Linked DNA regions of Homo sapiens: region 1 is linked to region 2. A link is a contact called in ENCODE Hi-C or POLR2A ChIA-PET data. All regions are on one chromosome and are shown on one strand. Each heading gives the region's core, a stretch centred on a gene start or an enhancer-like site at or near the end of the contact. The rest is flanking DNA. Distances are from core to core; before and after follow the strand shown. Region 1 has its middle 110 kb from the start of RPS6KA3. Region 2 overlaps RPS6KA3 (ribosomal protein S6 kinase A3).

What was found. Hi-C counts contacts between places; a loop is a spot of excess contacts on that map. ChIA-PET counts read pairs that join two places held with the same protein, here RNA polymerase II (POLR2A). Pooled maps may share reads with other maps.
Region 1: a loop to region 2 is called in a map of ovary, with 4 times the contacts of the local background. The contact joins two enhancer-like sites. A Hi-C loop is called at or near these places in 1 of 168 maps with a recorded cell type or tissue (ovary), 3 of 37 single-sample maps with no recorded cell type and 5 of 50 pooled maps. POLR2A ChIA-PET finds 5 or more read pairs at or near these places in 1 of 52 experiments (T-cell).

The regions. Positions count from the first base shown.
Region 1 is chrX:20,373,848-20,376,547 of GRCh38, reverse strand. No RefSeq gene overlaps it. Among named protein-coding and RNA genes, the nearest start is that of RPS6KA3, 110 kb to the right of the region's middle. Within about 2 kb of position 1,272, at least 2 of the 41 ENCODE cell types and tissues checked have a DNase peak (open chromatin) inside an H3K27ac peak, as active enhancers do.
Region 2 is chrX:20,204,800-20,207,499 of GRCh38, reverse strand. All of the region lies in intron 3 of RPS6KA3 (ribosomal protein S6 kinase A3), which reads left to right. Among named protein-coding and RNA genes, the nearest start is that of RPS6KA3, 61 kb to the left of the region's middle. Within about 2 kb of position 1,444, at least 3 of the 41 ENCODE cell types and tissues checked have a DNase peak (open chromatin) inside an H3K27ac peak, as active enhancers do.

The DNA.
Region 1 (2,700 bases), core at 23-2,522, 170 kb before region 2:
GGGCATTTGATTAACCTTTTTTTCTAAGATAAAAGAGGCAATTACGTGAATATCCTGTTGTCTGTGTATCTGCCAACAATGTAACCATTTAAAATCTTTGTAAAAATAAGGTGATTTCTACACTCACAAATCTAGGAAATTTTGTTAATTCATTCCTAGAGGCCGTCGTAATTAGTGCAATATTTAAAATGACAGGAAGTAGTAATGAAGCTTTGGAGTTCCGGCATAAAATGGCATCATGAGTAGAATGTGGAATTTCAAGTCTTGGCTTCTCTTCTCTGTGCTAAAATCTGCACAGTTCAATTTGTGGATGACATTAGTTACATTCGTCAGACATCCTCATTTTGCATCTCTATCTGCCCTGTAATTGCTATCATTTTCAGAATGGCTTTGTAAGAATGAAGGCATTCATTTCAGATTTATATTCTTCTATTTTTGAACTGCTATTTTGTGTCAGGCACTGTTCAGGCCCTTTTAATCCTCAGAAGGCTAGGTACTAATATTATCTTCATTTTGAAGCTGCAGAAACCAAGGCTCAAAGAGGTTCAGTAGATTTCCCAAAGACACATAGCTAGCAAATTGGGAGCTAGTGAATCTGAAGCTAGGGCACCACACTAACGTCCATAAGCTCATTGACATTACTTTTACTAAATAAAAAGTAGAAGCCTCCATTTCCTTTCAATCGTCATAGCAGAGAGTCTCTGTGAGGTCCACATCTTTGTATTTTTAAAAAATTAATTCCACCTCTTGTGCCTTTGCTCATCTGAATTACTATACTGTCGTCTTTTTATTTGTGCCAACAAAGTATTTTTATTAAATGTGAGCCATAATCTGCTATATCCAGGAATATAGAATTCTCCCTATAATGGGCCAACTTCTTCAGAAGTTTCATTGTGAAAATGTCAGTTTCACCCTTTCCAAGTATAAAGATGGCCACCACAAGGCTAAGCTTTATAAAACTCACCAAAAGAAAACTGACTTGAGGTCTTCATTTTCTGAAATACTGAACAATCCTCCCTCCCCTCATCAGTAGAAATGGTCATCAAATCTTAATATGAAACAAATTTGACTGTCTTAGCAGATTCACATGATTTGAAGAACCGAAGTAATAGGAACACTTCATCAATCCCTCTACTTCCTCTTTTTATGATTGCATGTAGTTTTTAAAAAAAAAATTGGCTCTGCCTCTCTTTTCAAGTGACGCTGTAGAAACACAGAGCTTTGAGGAAGTTTTGCAGAGAAAGAAACCGTGGCCCAAAATGCTGGCTTCAGTCTCATAAATTGATGTGAGAGCCAGTCCTGAAGTTTGCTCCTGTCATCTTCCTCTTGTTTCATGCGACCTTGGGCTGGCCTCATTCCCACTTGTTTTCTCTTGATATCTGGCTTTCTTCAGTCTCCCTGTCAAACTGCTCAAAGAGAAAGCTGTGTTCACCACTTCCCTAGCAGAAATGTCTTCCAAAGTTCTAATAGGTACCCATTTGCTTCTCTTAATGATACTTGAGCACTGCCCTGCCGGTGTTGACTTTCCAGATCATCAGATAATGAATTGAGTCACCTCTATGTGCCATGTGGCTGGGACATCAGTTGCTGACTAATGAGAAATTCAATGAAAGGCAGGGAAGCAACTCTGGGGCATGGAAGCAGAGAAGTAAGATATCAATTCTCTTGGTACAATCCTACTTATATTTATCAGGGCAAGATAACCTACCCCATTGCCAAAATCTTAACAGGAAAAGAGAAATGAGAATTCCTTATAGCTCTCACTAGTCTTGTTTCAACTTATACCTCTTTTTAAAATTATAAACTAAAATGAAAGCAGGAATGACAGTAAGGAGAGAAGAGTGATGGCCCTAAGATACAAGAGGAAGTTAAAAGCGGAACATCGAGTCCAAATTTCCTACACTCCCTGATAAAGAGTTGGCTCTCTTCCTCTACATAAGCAGGAAGACTGCTCCAAGTAGTTGGCCACCTGTGAAATATTGCCCCATGCTAGGTTTTCATTGGGAAAAACAAACACAAGCCAAGTTTCCTCGCGTAAAATGCAAAACACAATACATACCTCAGAGTGTTGTGAGAATTGTATGATATAACAAATGTGAACATGCCCCAGCATAGGCCTGACACACAGAGCACATTTCTGGAATGTTAAGGCATGCAGTGAATATGGGAGCTTCATCGCTGGAGCCCCCTTCAGTGGAGGGCTCCTCATACCTGCTGCTGAAAATGCTGTCAGCAGGCAGCCTCCAGCTGCGGGCTCCTCTGGAGATGCCTCAGCTGCAGAGAGACTCCTGGGCCCTAAGGCACACCCTTCCCAGGGCAGCCTTGACCCTGGAAAGGCAGGAGTATGAAGGCCTGACCATTTAGGCTTGACACAGGGCAACTTTGATGGGCCGTTTTAGTAGCCCACCTCTCTCATGGGAGCTGGGCCCTGAGCTGGGCCCGCTTCACAGGCCGACTTCTCTCTCCCCTTTCCTCTCCTCCCTTCCACAGGTGTTGGCCTCAAGGGCACACTTCATAAACATCCTTCCCACTAAACTCTGTCTCAGAGCCTGCTTCTTGGAGAACTCAACCTGTAGTAGGAGAATATGGAAACAAATCAATAGTTGGAATTTAGGGTTTGAAATGGTGTGTAGCTCTGGCTGGTATTACTAAACTTGTCCAAACCTATTACCACAAGACCTATGCAGCACCAGAAATGCA
Region 2 (2,700 bases), core at 195-2,694:
GACATAACACATTTATATCTCCAATCTAGATTGCTTCTCCAAGCTCTGAATTCTTATGCACAGCTGCTTACTCTTTTTCTATGTCTTAAAAGCACTTTAAAGTCAACATGTCTGAGACCAAACTCATGATCTTTCCCTAAGCCTCAAACTGTTCTATTTCATTTTTCTCTCATTAAGCAATTTAGAAACTTGGGAAGCGTTCTTGATGTATATTTCTAGTCCCTACCTCCCCTATCCCACTCTGACCTGGCCAGTCTTATCTGTCACCAAGTACTGTAGATTCAGTAAAGATTTCTCAAAGCCTGCCTGCCACCCCTTGAGAATATGCTACCACCTTTCTTCCTGGTCTATTGAAGGAGTCTCCTAACTGGGTCTTTCCAAATGTATTCTTGCCTTGATCCATTATTTACATGATAGCCAGCATGAACTAATCTTTTACTCTACCCCTCCATAACCTTTCAGCGTCCTCTCTTTGCTTTTACGATAAAGATGAATTCTTAAGATGGCTGAGGAGCCTCTCAGTCTGGTCTCTAGCTACCTCTCCAGCATCAGTTTACATACTTTTCACTCTCTGTGTTCTGGTCACATTGGCTGCCTTTGTTGGTCCTTAAGCAGGACCAAGTCCTTAAGCTCCATCCTGCTAGAAAGCCTTTCCATATTTTATTCCTTCTGCCTGAAACACTCTGCTCTACCCCTGCCTCTTCCTCAGCTTGTTAGCTCCTCTTGCACCTGTGATGTCAAGGAAGCTTTCCCTGCATCCTTCCTAGGTTATGTTCCCTGGTTATACCCTCTCAGAACATTACATACGTCATCTTCATGGCACTTGCCACAATTGCAGTTTTTCATTTGTTTAATTATTTGTTAAGTGGCTGTCTCCCCCACTAGACTAAATGTTCCATGAGTGAAGGAAGGGTCATGCCTTGTATCAAGTCTCAGCATTGAACCAGTAGCACAGTGCCTGGCATATAATTCTGGAAAGAATTAATGAGTGTGTAATAGTTCTGACTCCATAGGAGAGTAGTGAGAATTAAATGATAAAAGGCCAAGCATATAATATCTGGTATTAAATTAAATTATCACACCACTCAAACCCAAATAGATGGGTAATTTTTATACATTAGATTTTCAGGGAACACAATATTTAAGTTGTTGGAATTAGCATGCTTCTCCCTTTACGTCTTTAAAAGTAATTTAAATATCATACTATAAATACCAAACATTCAAAATAGGTTGTCTCCTTTCTTACTCATTCTGAAAGGCCACAGTAAGCCAAGGAAACAGGGATGACCTGTCAGAGACTAGAATAGCTTCATGGGGGAGTGAGAAAAGGTCAGAAATGCTCTGGTGGAGGAAGAGATGGCAGCTGGGACCGCTGCTGCTCCTGCTGGGCTTGCCTGGTTACTGGCCAAAGGGAACAGATAAACAGCACCCTGAGCAGAAGCAGAATACTGGGTGACTGACACGGACTCTGTCCCAGTACCTCCACTGTGACACTGGGCAAATTACTTAACCCCCTAAGCCCTAGTTTGGACAGCTATAAAATAGGCATTGCCTAGTAGGTCTGCCTCCCAAAATTGACACGATGATTTATTACAAATGGTTGTGAAAGTATTTTGCAAACTAAGAAGTGCTGGAGTGTTAAGAAGATGCATTCAAAGAACAGTTGAAAGTTTGGAATTCACCAGGAGAATTTTTCTTGCAGAATGGTTAGGGAATCTTAAGGAAGATTAAATATCAAATAAATCCTAATTATCTCTACCTAATCAGATTTTATTTCCGTCAAAAATATTAATAATCTCTGATTACCTTTAATACTTAAACATCATTCCAGAGCTTACATCCACCCTGATTAAGGATGCTTTTCTCTCCCTAGGTTGGCTCCCCACTAACTGGCTGAAAGGAGCTAAAGCGTGGGGCATGGTGAAAGGGGGTGGTGATTATTGGAGAGCAACACACCCTGTATCAGGGTTTCTCCGCGAGTTGTGGTGCTCTTCACTTGATTTGGGATCTTGCCCATTGACTTGGCACAATTTCTCAAAGTGAGAAACTCTGCCTTGTCCTAGAATCAGTTGAATGAATCATTTTTTAATTTTGTGCTAATAGCCTGATGTGCTAATTCAGATGAATGAAAGCTGATCCTAAACTTAATTCTTGATTGTGGTTGCTTCTCTTCTTCCCACCTGTGGAAGCATAAGAACACTGCTACAAAAGAATGGATAGGGAAGAGGAGTTGAAATTCAAATCTATTTGGCATATCTATTTAAAGGTTCAATGGAAATGATCATGAACCTAATGGTCAAAGTGAGTAGAAGAGATGTATTGGTAGTCTTGTATTAGCCATGTTATAGAATGACCATGAGTTATTTAGAACAGGCTTTATTCATTTTGCGCAAATATTTGCAAAGTCAGGATGCCCAATAACATACCTGAGAATTGTGTTCTTCATATTTAGGTGTATGTGATAATTTGACCATAAAAAGGTGGGGAGGTGGGTTCTAACTTAAGTCACATTAAATATTTGTGCACAGGATTCTTCAGTGTAAGTTTTGTTTGTTTGTTTGTTTGTTTTTGCTTTTCATTTTGTTGTTGTTGTTGTTTTGAAACGGAGTCTGGCTCTTGTTGCCCAGGCTGGAGTGCAATGGTACGATCTCGGCTCACTGCAACCTCCACCTCCCGGGTTCAAGTGATTCTCCTGCCTCA